2 separate regions of the Homo sapiens genome follow, and region 1 is linked to region 2. The links are chromatin contacts, found by Hi-C or POLR2A ChIA-PET in ENCODE. All regions are on one chromosome and are shown on one strand. Each heading gives the region's core, a stretch centred on a gene start or an enhancer-like site at or near the end of the contact. The rest is flanking DNA. Distances are from core to core; before and after follow the strand shown.

Region 1 (6,912 bases), core at 3,131-5,630, 2.1 Mb after region 2:
GTCTACCCCATGATGCAGAAATGTACCATGTTAGAGAACTGGGAGCAGAGGAGGCCACACAGGTATTGGCATCTGCTGAACATGAGGGTCCACTCCTTCCTTGCGTTACTCAGTTCACGGCTTGTCCCGAGTCCATCTGAGTTACAGTCTATTTGCAGTGAGCCACGGTATCCTCTAATGGTCACCCCTTTTGCTCCCCTCCGCCACCTCCCCACTGCTTGCCTTGAAAAGATTTTGTAACAGCGAAACAGCAAAAGAACTAACATAACTAACTCAATTTTTGTTTAAGGGGCCTTTTCCCATTCCTGTACGTAGGCTAGGATAATTTTAGAGCACTGAGATAATATGCAGAAAAAAGCAATCACGTAGTTTTTAAAAACTAACTCTGGGATTAAAGGAGAAGTATGTAAATCATCTATGTTTTGTGAAAGATTTATAAAAGCATTGTGACCTGACCAAGGACAAAGAAGTTCACAACCTTCTTGGACCCTCACTGGTGCCCAGGTGTCAGTGGTAATTGGTCATCTGTTGATCCCAATTCAACCTCCCTTCTCTTCCCCTTTGCTCTGTTGCCCAGGTTGGAGTGTAGTGGTGCGATCTCAGGTCACTGCAACTTCCGCCTCCCAGGTTCAAGTGATTCTCCTGCCTCAGCCTCCTGAGTAGCTGGGATTACAGGTGCACGCTACCATGCCTGGCTAATCTTTGTATTTTTAGTAGAGACAGAGTTTCACCATGCTTGGCCAGACTGGTCTCAAACTCTTGACCTCAGGTGATCCGCCCACCTCGCCTCCCAAAGTGCTGGGATTACAGGCGTGAGCCACCACGGTGAGCCTCTTCCACTTGACTTTAGCATAAAAACAGCATAAAATTTGTACTGACTTAATATGACTTAATATGGTACTTTAGAACAATAAATAGTCCATTAACTTCTTGGTTTTGCTAGCTCTTTAAGTAAACCTGATTTTCCTCCCATCAGCCCTTATCTCTGGTGTCTGGCTTTCAAGCAGTGAGCAGCCAAACCTAAGTTTGATTATAATATCTCTAGAACCAAAGATACTTGGAGATAGGATCATAGATTCACTATTGCTCATCCTTAAGAAGCCCCAGGGTATAGGATGAAGTGTGAAAGTTTGGGGTGAACAGGTGGCTTCATTTTTTTCCAAGTAGATATTGGAAATGATAGACTGACAGTCAGGAGAATTTGGGAATGGATTATAAAACAGGTGGCTTGGGAATACTTAAGAAAGGAAGTGGTGACCTCTATGGATCCCCTGTATTCAGTTAGAATGTGTCATGCCAAATTATATTTCCCTTTTTGTTTGTGTCTAGGGAGACTAGACTGGTGAATTAGGGGGAAGTCGTAGACCTGTGTGATGACAAAAGCTCAGGCAGGAGGATCCCTTGAACCTAAGAGTTCAAGGCTGCAGTGAGCTATGATCCTTGTCACTGCACTCCAGCCTGGGCAACAGGGCAAGACCTTGTCTCAAAACATTTATTTATTTATTTATTTTTAAATTTTTTTTGAGACAGAGTCTCACTTTGTTGCCCAGGCTGGAGTGAGTGGCGTGATCTTGGCTCACTGCAAGCTCCGCCTCCTGGGTTCACGCCATTCTCCTGCCTCAGCCTCCCGAGTAGCTGGGACTACAGGTGCCTACCACCATGCCCGGCTAATTTTTTGTATTTTTTAGTAGAGATGGGGTTTCACCGTATTAGCCAGGATGGTCTCGATCTCCTGACCTCATGATCCGCCCGCCTCGGCCTCCCAAAGTGCTGGGATTACAGGCGTGAGCTGCTGCGCCCGGCCAAAACATTTTTAAAAAAGGACTTTTGTGATTACATTGGTCCCACCCTGATAGTGGGCTGCATACTCTGGGCAATGCTGTGACCACACACTGCCTTGCCTTTTCTCTAACTCTTTCACATGGGTCTTACCACCCTGGCAGGACTGTTAACTCTGTCAGGGTAGGAGGCTGTGTCTAAAGCCTCCTTGGGACTCTCAAGCTTCCTGCAATGGTCTTGGGCTGGGCACATTGGAAATGTTTTATAGGTTTGTTGAATTGGGTTTGTATTTTCTGAAGACCAGGGCTGGTCCCAGCAACAGATGTGTAGTCCAGAGAAAGCTGGGGAAGTTGGAATCTAAAAGGACAGGCTTAAATCTACCTGAGTGCCTTACGGTGTCTGTGGGCAGCTCTCATTGCCTCTCTGAGCCTCTTTATGTGAGCGATGAAGATGATAAACAATATTCACAGAAATGTGACAAAAGAGATGTTGTAGTTTAATAATATAAATATGTCGTGAGCCCTTACTAGGTGCCAGCAACTGTGCTAATCACACTTCCTTCATTTAGCCTGATGATGTGGATTCCATTATTATCTCTACTTTATGGACAAGTAACTGAGGAAGGGTGTGGAGCTTGCCTAAGGTCACATTTGGTCAGAGGCATGGGCAGAACTGAAATGTAAACCCGGAATAGTCTGGTTCTGAAGGTCGCTGGAATGTTCTAGCACAGTGGTTCTCCAGCTTGAGTGTGCATCAGAATTCCTTGGTGGGCTTACTGAAACATAGATGTCTGGGCCTTCCTTTCTTTCCCCAGGGCTCACTGCAGCTGGGACTACAGGCACACACCGCCAGGCCTGGCTAATTTTTTTGTATTTTTTGTGGAAATAAGGTTTCGCTTTGTTGCCCAGGCTGGTCTGGAACTCCTGGGCTCAAGCAAGCTTGTCCCCCAGGCTTCCCAAAGTTCTGGGGTTACAGGCAGGCGTGAGCCACCACACCCAGCCTGAATTGTATTTTTCTTTTCTTTTCTTTTCTTTTTTTTTTTCAGATGGAGTTTCGCTCTTGTTGCCCAGGCTGGAGTGCAATGGTATGATCTCGACTCACCGCAACCTCTGCCTACCCGGTTCAAGCGATTCTCCTGCATCACCCTCCAGAGTAGCTGGTATTACAGGCATGTGCCACCACGCTTGGCTAATTTTGTAGTTTTAGTAGAGACGGGGTTTCTCCATGTTGGTCAGGCTGGTCTCGAACTCCTGACTTCAGGTGATCTGTCTGCCTCGGCCTCCCAAAGTGCTGGGATTACAGGTGTGAGCCAGCCACCGTGCCCGGCCTCTTTTCTTTTTCTTTTTTTTTTTTTTGAGATGGGGTCTGGCTCTTGTCACCCGGGCTAGAGTACAGTGGCGCGACCTCGGCTCACTGCAACCTCCGCCTCCCGGGTTCGAGTGATTCTAGTGCCTCAGCCTCACGAGTAGCTGGGATTACAGGCACCCGCCACCACACCCGGCTAATTTTTTAGTAGAGATGGGGTTTCACCATGTTGGCCAGGCTGGTCTTGAACTCTTGACCTCAGGTGATCCACCCGCCTTGGCCTCCCAAAGTGCTGGGATTACAGGGGTGAGCCGCCGCGCCTGGCCTCGAATTGGATTTCTAACACGTTCTCAAGCAATGTGGATGCTGCAACTCTAGAACCACTACTTCAGGACCACTTCCTAGCATCCCTACTCTAGAAAATAGTAGGTACTAAGAAGAGGGCAGTTAAATAAAAGACTAATCCGGGCGCGGTGGCTCGCGCCTGTAGTCCCAGCTACTCCGAAGGCTGAGGCGGGGGCAGGAGGACTGCTTGAACCCAGGAGTTCGGGGGGGTGCGGTGAGCTATGATTGTGCCGCTGCACTTCAGCCGGGGTGACAGAGTGAGGTCCCATCTCTAAAACAATAAGAATAAATAATAATAAAAAATTCAAGATTAAACCTATAAATGTTGTTAGGCCAAATGCTGTACACGCATGAAGTTAACAGTTATGGGTTCAAATCTGGACTCCACCATAACCATGTGCATAAAGAGGCATACACCCGAGGTCTTCCTGGTTAAGCCCTTGGCGCTATGCCAGAACAAGCGTCTTCTGTCCTCTTACTCCGGGGTTCAGGCTTCTGCGCCCCTGGTCCGCGGTCGCGCGCAGCCCCCGCGCCTCTCCAGCCCTGAGCTCTCTGCGGCCTAATGTGGACGGGCAAGCGTTGCCATGACAGCGCCGCGGGTGGGGATGCGGGAGGCTGAGCGCACCGGCCAGCTAGCCCCTTTGTGCGGCGGGGGCTGCGGAGTGCTCCCTCCAAGACCGGTTGCACCCCGCTTTCCTGGCCAGGACTCTGGGCGCGGGTAAGGAGGGGTTGGGTGTGAGGTTGTAGGGGCGCAAGGAGGCGGGAGGAGGGTGGAGGTGAGGGCCGGGGGTGGGGCGCCTCCGCCCGCCAGCCGCTCCCGCATTAAAATTTCATGGGCGCTGCAGCAGCTACAAAGACGACGCCGGCTGCGCTCGCGGGACCAGAGGGAGGGAGGCTGCGGACGAGTGCGGGGAGGAGTTTGAGATGGGAGGCGCTTGCAGGGGCTCCCCCAGTTCTGCGCTGTGAGCCGGGGCACAAAGAGCCCTCTGCACTAGCGCCGCAGGACCGCGGACCCGAGGTAAGACGTCGCCCCATCCTAGAAGCCTTCCTTCCCAAGTGTCCTTGTCCCCTAACGGGGAACAGCCTAATTCCCCAAGGCTGGGGTCGAGGGTAGGTCCCAGAGTCCCAGGGCTGGGTTCAGGGATGCAACGCCGCCTGAAGTGTCCCGCATTGGATGGATGAAGAGGCTTTACAGCCTGTAATTCTCAAACACAGCCAAGACTCTGGCTGGGATGGGGGGTGAGGTCAGGCAAGGGGAGGATGCTTTAGGAGTCCAGTGCGAATGGGGATCTTGCAATCATGATTATGAGGGGGAACAAAGACCCTTTCCTTCCGACGACACAAGACACAATTTGGGAGGTGGACCCGCGGACCTTCTCGGTCCACCAGGTTAGCAATTAACTGGCCAAGCCACGGGCAGAGCCAGAGGGTCTCGGAACTGGAGGTGGGGGTGGGGCGGTGGGGCAGGGTCCTTGAGCTCCCCTTCCCTCATACTCAGCCCGCCCCCGACCCAACCCCCCGAGCCTGCCATTCCTTCACTTCCCAGATGTCCGGCGTCAAATTTGGCTCCAAAAGGATGGAGAGGGCTGGTAGGTAACCCACCCTCGTTGAAAACAACAGTGACATCAGTTTATGGAGAGGTTACTCTACGCAGGGACGTGCTTGGTGCTTTGCAAGCGTTATCACAACAGTCCCACGAGGTGGTAAGAAACAACCCCATTTTAAAGATGAAGAAATGGAGATTCAGAGAGGGTTATCGACACCTCCAAGGTCACACAGCCAGTGATTGTGAATCCAGATATGTAGGACTCTAAAGCCCATGTTGCATCTCCTAAAGGGTCTGAGGAGATCCCGCAACCCACCAGCTCGATTCTCTCTACCTCTCCTCGGCTCCAGGACACTCCCTGGAGAGGCTGGGGATTTGGGAAGAAAGGGGCCAGACCTTTCCCCTCTTCCAGCGGAGGGCCCTGGGGTAGAGAAATTGTTTCTGGGATTGTGCAGGAGGAGGCCTGGGGGGCGCGCCCTGGATTCCCCACCCTCATCCCAGGCTCCGGATCCGAGGCTGCCCGGCGCCTGGGATTGTTGGCGCGCACACCCCACTGCAGTGCCGCCGCGGGGAAAACGCCCCCACCTGCTGCGGCGGGAGGGGAGGAAGTATGAGAGGGAGGACTGCGAGAGAACTTGAGGGAACGGCTTTGTTTTTTCTCGGGGCCAGGCTGGGACTGAGCACGACTCAAAGCAAAACACTTGCTCTGGACTCAGTGCTTTGCAAAGCGCATTCCCATTTGGGAGCATCTGGGAGCCCCGCGATGGCCCAGGGAGGGAGGCGGGGGTAGACGCAGGGCAGGGATGAGTAATTCCACTTGACAGACAGGGAAACCTGAGGACGGTGGTTCTCAGACTTTAGGGGCGTTGCTTCCAGTAAGCAGATGTCTGAGCCACGTGGCAAGGAGGATGAGTCAGCAGGTTTGGGGTGGGGCTGGGTATCTGATGTTTACTCAGACCTCCTCATCCTCATCCTGCAGGTGGGCAGATGCTTGGTTGAGGGAAGAGTGCCCCCACCTCGCCCCTCAACTTTCTAGGCAGAATCATCCAGCAGCCTGGGCAAACCATTTCCGGACACTTTGCCAGCTCCTAGCTTTGTGTGGCATTGAATTGATCCCACTCTAAGTTTGGTTAATTTCATGTTGAAAGCATTTTATGTAAACACCTTCCATGTCCCCCATGCCCGCCTATTTTACTATTTAGTGATCCTTGCCATTGAGAACTGTTCTGAAATCTACTCATTTTAAGCCTTAACCCTACTCCTTAACAGGGAAGAGTGGTGAAGTCTTCACAGTCCCCCAAAACAACCATAACCCCTTACCGCCAGCTTTAGGAGAATAATTCTCTATGCTTGCATTAAAAATGAGAATTTTGGGCTGGGCACGGTGGCTAACACCTGCAATTCCAGCACTTTGGGAGGCTGGGGCGGGAGGATGGCTTGAACCCAGGAGTTCAAGCCAAGCCTGGGCAACATGGTGAGACCCCTGTCTCTAAAATAAATAAGTAAAAATAAATGAGAATTTTTATAATTTTTTCCGATTTTAAAAGACAAATTCAATAAGTTTAATAAAATGCATGATAATTGTAAAGGATTTAGAAAAGACAAAAAAAAAAGAAAACTCCATTTTCTTTTTTTCTTTTTCTTTCTTTCTTTCTTTCTTTTTTTTTTTTTTGAAACAGAGCCTTACTTTTTGCTCAGGCTGGAGTGCAGTGGTGTGATCTTGGCTCACTGTAACCTCCACCTCCTGGGTTCAAGTGATCCTTGTGCCTCAGCCTCCCAAGTAGCTGGGACCACAGGCATGTGCCACCATGCCCAGCTAATTTTTGGATTTTTTGTAGAGCCGGGGTTTTGGCATGTTGGCCAGGCTGGTCTCGAACTCCTCACCTCAAGTGATCTGCCCGCCTCAGCCTCCCAAAATGCTGGGATTACAGGCGTGA
Region 2 (7,228 bases), core at 1,997-4,496:
AAAAATATAAATAAATAAGAAGTGTGGCCTTTTGTGAAGTCAGGAGGGCTCTGCCCTCATCAGTGAACTAGTGCCTTATAAAAGGGCTGGAGGAAACTAGCATAGGCCATTTTTTTTGCCCTTCTGTTCTTCTGTCATGTAAAAGCAGTGTTCATGCCCTTTCTGTTCCTTCCACCATGTGAGGACACGTAGGTGGCACCATCTACAAGGAACAGGCCTTTACCAGACACAGAACCTGCCAGCGCCTTGATCTTGGACCTCAGAGTCTCCAGAACTGTGAAGAATTAAATTTCTAGAGCTGGGCACAGTGGCACACACCTGTAATCCCAACTACTCACGAGGCCAAGGCAAGAGGAGCCAAGGAGTTTCAGACCAGTTCGAGCAAAATAGTGAGACCTCCATCTCCAAAAAAGAAAAAAAGAAATTAAATTTCTATTGTTTCTAAATTACCCAGTCCCAGGTATTTTGTTATAGAAGCACAAATGAACTGAGACAGCAGGAAACTTGCTGATCTTGTTCACTGTTATTCTCAGTTGCTGGTGTTGAATGTTTAATAGTAACTCAATAAATATTTGCTGGAAGAAATAAACTTTTTTTAGGCCGTGCACAGTGGCTCACGCCTGTAATCCAAGCACTTTGGGAGGCCAAGGCAGGCGGATCACTTGAGGTCAGAAGTTTGAGACCAGCCTGGCCAACATGGTGAAACCCTGTCTCTACTAAAAATACAAACATTAGCCGGGCAGGGGCCAGAGCCTCTTATCCCAGCTACTCGGGAGGCTGAGGCAGGAGGATTGCTTGAACCTGGGAGGCGGAGGTTGCAGTGAGCCAAAATTACGCCACTGCACTACAGCCTGGGCGACAGAGTGAGACTCCATCTCAAAAAAAAAAAAAGGAAAAGGAAAAAAAAGAACTTTTTGTTTTCTTCTGAAACAGGGTCTCACTCTGTCGCCCAGGCTGGAGTGCAGTGGTGTGACCAGAGCTCACTGCAGCCCTGAACTCCCAGGCTCAAGGGATCCTCTGACCTTAGCCTCCTGAGCAGCTGGAACTATGGGCACACGCTACCACACCCAGATAATTAAAAATAAAATAAGCCCTCACTGTTTGCTAGGCTCTGGGGACACAAAGGTAACTAAAGACCCACCCAAGCCCTGACCCCTAGGGACTCATAAAGAGCTGAGCAGTGGGAGAGCTCTATGCAGGATGTTGTGCTGTCACGGTGAATGCCTGCCTGTTCAAGAACCCCTCACAGCAGCCACACACTGCCTTTTTGTTTTTCTCTACTCATACTGTTTCCTCCCCAGCTTTTGCTCTTGCACATCCCTTAGTCTAGGAGTGTCCAATCTTTTGGCTTCCCTGGGCCACACTGGAAGAATTGTCTTGGGCCACACATAAACTACACTATCACTAATGATAGCTGATGAGCCTTAGTCTGAAATGTTAATGTTGTCTCCATGCTCTAATCCCTCTCACTCTCAGGGCCCCTCAATATGGAGTCCTTAAAGAGGCAATGAGAATTCTTCAGTGGCAGATGGGGATGAGGTTGCATTTGCCTCCTTCCAACCCTCAGCCCAGAGTAGGCACTTAGATATGCTTGGGGAATGGAAGGCGTTTTCCAAAAAGACCTCATACCTTGAGATGCCCAGGCCTACTTGTCACTTCCCTGCTCTGCACCCCTCCTCCCCCAGGCTTCCAGACTACAGCCCTCTGTGTGAGGCTCCCTCCTTACTCTGTGGCTTGGGCTGTGACACTGACTAGCTGGGCTATCTTCTGCCAGGCTATGACTGTCCATGCCTTTCCATGTCCAGCTATAAAATGTGGCACAAGACAGCAGCTCTCTCTCAGAGACTCAGCTGCGCCTCCTCCTCTTGCCCTGCGCTCTAGAACTCCTTGATCCTGAGGCCTGGCAGGCCCCACAGGGCCATCTCCAGCCTCGGCAAGGGCGGATCGGACCTAGAGGTGCTCATGTTGGGGGTGATAAGGTTAGGCGAGGCCTTGGCATCTGTCCCCATAACAGCTTTAGCCTTCTAAACACAAAGCCACAGCCAGACGTTGCTGCCTGGAGCCAAAGGGCTGCCTGGAAGGCCCTGGCCTGAGCTCAGTTAGTGGCTGTCACTAAGGAAGGCAAGCAGTGCACTAGCCTTTAATACTTAACCCATCTCAGACTCAGTCTGCTCAGCTGCAAAAGTGCAAATCACAGTGGGCACCTACTTCACTGGTTCGTTATGAGGATTAATGAGGCACTGCATGTAAACAACTGCACGCAGCGCGCGCCTGCCTCATAGAACACTCCCTGTGAATGTAAGCCATTCCTCCTCTGAGGCTCAGGAAAGGCAAGTATCTTGTCTCAGACCACAGGGCTAGACAACTGGAGGAGGAGGGTTGTAAATCCCCCACCAACTCCACACAGCAGACACAAAAGGGAACACTCCCTGGGAGTGACACCTGAAGGTCAGGGTCCCACATGCTGTTGACCTCTTCCACAGTTGGCACTTCACTTCAGAGTTTACTAGCTAGAACTCCGTTTGTCATCAACCCCGCGCCTTCAGCAGGACAGGAATCACGTCTTCCCCCTCCCCTACGTCTTGGGCAAGCAAACTAACGGCCAAGACATTGAATACCAGTCCGGGTCTCCGCCCCAAAGGGGCTCAGGCTACCGCGTGGCAGAGAGAACGAAAGTGAAGAACAAGAGCAAGACAAAACGCCGAGTCTCGGAGGCCAGGGCACTGGCCCTTCCATTGCTCGGTGCTCTCGGCCAGTTTCCTGCCCTTCCCAGCCTCAGTCCTCCACGGTTTCCCAAGGCATGGGAGCTCCCAAGGCGGCTCCAGCAGGACTTTTCGCTTCTGGGGAAGGTGGTGCCCCTGCTACCCGGACCTTCCCACCATGCTGACAAGGGTCGCAATCCTGCGAGTGTCAGGAAACCCCCACTGACTGGAACCAGGCGGGTGTGGGGGCGAGGCGGGAGTCGGCCCAAGGTCGCGCGACTGGACCCTGCCCCGCGCTAGGGAGGGGTCCCTTTCGTTCCTAGGGTGAAGACTGGGCCCACAGAGAGGCACTGACCGGGCTCGAGCGGCGGCCCCGCTGCCTCCGCCTCCGTCCTCATGACCCGGGCGGCGCGGGGCGCCCATGGCCCCGGCCCAGAGCGGGCTACAGCTTCCGCTTCGGCTGGGGCGGGAGGGCGGTCGGTGCGTGTCGAGTTCCTTCTCCGCCACCGCCGCCGCTGCGGAGGAGAGAACGGGAGGCGGCGGCTGGGCCGCCCCAAGCGCCGCCCCAGCCCTTCCAGGTCTCGAATCTGGAGGCCCCGCCCCCTCCTTAGGCCCCGCCCCAAACTTTGATCTTAGAGGTCCCCAGCCTCTTGATTTAAGTCTGCTCCGGCCATTCGCCGCCTCAGCGTTGAGTGGCCCCACCCTCTCGCCCAATCCTCGCGCAGACGCGCAGCTCACCAGGACGCGGGCCCCGGAAGCCCCGCCCCTTTCTTTGAGCCCCGCCCCAAAGCTCGTGCATTTCCTGAATAGAGGCTCGTCCCTTCGGCAAGCCCCGCCTCTGCCGGGTCCCGCTCTTTTGCCAGTCCTAGGTGTAAGCCCTGATCCCGCCCAGTGCATCCCCGAGGCCCCAAGCAACTCTCCTCCAACTGTCTTTAGGGATAACCCTGAGCGGGCAGCCGCTCTACTCTATACCTAACTTTATCCGTACCAGATACCTAGCCTCACTCAGGGCCCCCCTTACCTGGCGGTGCCGGGATCAACAAATGAAATTGTGACGGGAAGTCCTGGCCCTTGGCCCAACCTCCTGCTGTCCCCGGTCTGAGGGCCCAAGCCCCGCGTCTCCGCCTTGCCGTCCAGCCTGTCCTTGGTGTGGGGTGCTTGGAAGTGTGAGCACCCTCTCTGGCTCTTTGCCGGCCCCAAGGGTCGTTGCGGCGGCCCCCGGGCCCAGTCATCAGCCCTCTTTTCCGGTGCCGGAACTATCGTACTGGTGCCCTAGTTTCCCAGCCGGCAGGCGGAGTGAGGAGGAAGCGGAGGCGAGACCGCGCTCAACACTGGGGAAAGGAAGGAGGCGGGCCCTGCGCGCAGCATTTTGGGAAAGAGTGGAATTCTGGGTGTTAGGCCCGCCATTCGCTTGACTCACGCCTTCGCCGTAGCATCTTTCGCAGCGGACCGAAGAGAAGAAAAGTAGGCCAGAGCCGGTGAGGCTGGGGACGGGCGAGGGGAGGTCGAGGCGCCTGTGAGGGGCCAGGGGCTGGAGAAAGACTTGCTGCATGGAACTCTGCGGGGCTCGGGGAGGGAAGAAAGCGGGAAGCTTGGGCCACCCAAACATCAGCGTCGCCTCACTAGCTCCTGGAAGTAAGTTCATTAGCTTTCCCCTCAACGTGCATGCTTCTCACATTCTGTATCTCTCCAGGTGAGTGTTTTTCAAAGCTTCCAGGCAGTAATCTCGAAGTCATTTCTGATTGACTATCTCCTTCCCCCAAATCCTATGAGTTTTTTTTTGTTTTTTTTTTTTTAAGTAGAGACGGGGTTTCACCATGTTGCCCTGGCTGGTCTCGAACTCCTGGGCTCAAGGGATCCACCGGCCTCGGCCTTCCAAAGTGCTGGGATTACAGGCGTGAGCCACCGCGCCCAGCCGGTCATTTTTTAAAAAGTTCTTTGTATCTCTGCCCCAGTCCCCTTTCAGGCAATGGTCCCCTCATGCTTTCCACACTGTTGCAGCAGTTTTAACTGTTGCAGAAGTTTTAACAAGTTTCTCTGCTTCTAAACCTTACGTTCTATCCATTTTGTAAATAAATGCTGCTATCTTTTCATTGCGTCATTCTTTACATATAATTCTGCAGTGGTTCTCCACTACCTTCAGCATAAAATCTAGACTCCTAAGGCTGAAAGCCAGGGATCCTCACCAAAGGAGCCTGTCCTTTCAACCTCATGTTCTCCTGTCTTAGGTACGCTTAAGTTGAAACTTAGAGTTGTTGCTCATCTCAATAAAAAGTTCACTGCTTGATGCTTTTGATTAGGTCAAGTCAGGTGCTTTCCCTGATTTTCCTCCATGACAAGCATTTCCTGCATATAGCACGTTGTCACTTTGATATTTTCTCAATATCCTTGATAGTAAAATAAGTGAAGGGTTAAAGGGCTGAATTAAAAGTACAGCCTGCTCTCCTAGATGTGCATGGTCCTTTGGTCTGTATCTGCACCTTCCATAGGGTAGCCACTAGCTACATGTGGCCGTTGAGGACTTGGAATATGGCCACTGGGATTGAGGGACTGGGTTTTTTTATTTTAATTCTATTGTGTTTTAGTTAAGTTTAATTTAAATAGCTACGTGTGTACATGAGCTGCTGTATTGGACAGCTCGGGCCTGTATTATTCTCAAAACGTAATCATCTACAATTAAGGGTTAACAAATAACAGTGCAACAAATTAACATTCCAGTCCCCCTCCCCTGACACACACAGTATTGGCTAATGGTCCTTTAGCTGAAGATTAAGGGACATAGGGTAGCGGGGACACATGACCCATGGGAGATGCTCTCTTTTCATTCCTAGTTTTACTTCTGTCCATCCCATCATTCCTCCTCACCCCACATCTTGCACATATTTGCCAGATAGTTTCCTCCAAACCAGGAGCTGAGCTTTTTTTTTTTTCCTTGGTAGAAAATGCAGCTTTGGTGTTTTTGCTAAGTTTTATGGAGTGCCAGGCCTTAAAGGAAGCATGATGTGTGCCACATGCCTTTTCAGACTCTGAAAGATGAACTGACTGTTGTCTCTCTCATTGTAGAACTCTCTTCCTGCCAAGATGTCTATTGGTGTGCCGATTAAAGTACTGCATGAGGCCGAGGGCCACATTGTGACATGTGAGACGAACACCGGTGAGGTATATCGGGGGAAGCTCATTGAAGCAGAGGACAACATGAACTGCCAGGTATTCTGCTTTGCATGTGAGGCTGTGTGGGAGGAATGGCCCTGTGTCTTGAAGGACAGAAAAGTGTGTGTTGAGGGTCTCTGGAAATTGTTCTCATTCAGCAGTGATTTCCTAAGTGCCTAATGCATACCAGTCAGGTGCTGTTATAGGCTCTGGGGGTGTGGGCATGAACGAGACACATAATCTTGAGGCAGAAAAGCCATTTGGAGGTTTGGAATATTTTACTTTGTCCTTTTTGTTTTTTCCATCCCCAAATATGGGGGTCTATTTGGGAGAAGTGCTACTTCCTTCAGTAGAATCCTTCAGATTCAGGGCCATTATCCATTTGCCTCCACTTGCTTTGCGATTAGCAGAATCTTCTCACCTACTGTATTTGTTTCCCTTTTCTCTTGGAGGAGGAGTCTCATTTGATTATTGCAACTACCTTGTGAGGTAAGCAGGTTTGGTGATAGTCTTGTCATCCATAAAATAGGGAGAATGAGATTAAAGGGCTCATCACTCTGATGATAAATAATGGAGTAGTTTCCTGATATGGTGTCCTTCTCATGGCACAACTTTGCCTTTTGCATAGTCATCTGAATTTTTATAGCATTGTTTTTCAGTTGTATCTTCACACTTTCTTTGTTCTTTAAACCACTGGTTAAGAACTTGGACTTGGGAGTCAGAGAGAGATGTGGGTTTGAATCCTAATTATATGACTTTAGATGTATTAACCACTCAGTTTTCTCATCTGTAAAATGGGGGTGGTATTATGTTGGGTTCTTTGATGTAGATGCCAAGACAGAATTTTGCAAGGTATTTATTGGGGGAAATGACAATAAAGGATAAAAGAGCAAGGAAGCAGTAGTAGGCAGGGAAATTTTCAGTCTATGGTGCTGGTCTGACTGGTGAAATGAGAGGGGAAAGGAAGGAGGATTGAGCAGGAAGAGCCTTAGACTACAGCGTAGTTTTGAGGAAATCTCAGCAAGGCAGCGATTGCTCGTTAGAAGAGTCTAGCATGGGGCAGAAATGGGCGGACTGGCACCCCCGGTGTGTTCAGGCTGGCAACATGGGGAGAGAGTAGCCTCAAGTTGAATGCCATGGTGGACTGCAAAGATGGAGATTGTCGGCTGCCTGCACTCCTCATAGCCTGTTCTCTTTTGAAGGGAGATGTGAGCAGCACACCCTTAAGACTGCCACAGGGGTAATATCCACACCCCCAGGACTTTTACAAAGATCAGATGAGCTGTATGTGTGCCATAGCTGCTCAGTGCCTCACATACTGTGAGTGTTCAACATATGATACCTATTGCTTTTTTCCAGATGAGAAGGTCAGAGAG

Evidence for each region. A loop is a pair of places that touch in the nucleus more often than their neighbours do. ChIA-PET counts read pairs that join two places held with the same protein, here RNA polymerase II (POLR2A). Pooled maps may share reads with other maps.
Region 1: a map of CD8-positive, alpha-beta T cell shows a loop between it and region 2 (8-fold over the local background). The contact joins the promoter of MIAT here to the promoter of GUCD1 in region 2. A Hi-C loop is called at or near these places in 1 of 168 maps with a recorded cell type or tissue (CD8-positive, alpha-beta T cell) and 2 of 50 pooled maps. POLR2A ChIA-PET finds 5 or more read pairs at or near these places in 1 of 52 experiments (OCI-LY7).

The regions. Positions count from the first base shown.
Region 1 is chr22:26,653,208-26,660,119 of GRCh38, forward strand. It overlaps MIAT (myocardial infarction associated transcript), which reads left to right and starts at 4,381. Exons shown (of 5, transcript NR_033320.3): 1 at 4,381-4,447. RefSeq lists a silencer at 4,155-4,204 and an enhancer at 4,395-4,444.
Region 2 is chr22:24,551,892-24,559,119 of GRCh38, forward strand. GUCD1 (guanylyl cyclase domain containing 1) reads right to left here and starts at 3,247. Exons shown (of 6, transcript NM_001284254.2): 1 at 3,058-3,247. The coding sequence starts at 3,100. SNRPD3 (small nuclear ribonucleoprotein D3 polypeptide) reads left to right here and starts at 4,108. Exons shown (of 4, transcript NM_004175.5): 1 at 4,108-4,180; 2 at 5,766-5,909. The coding sequence starts at 5,784. RefSeq lists a silencer at 2,996-3,355 and an enhancer at 3,816-3,915.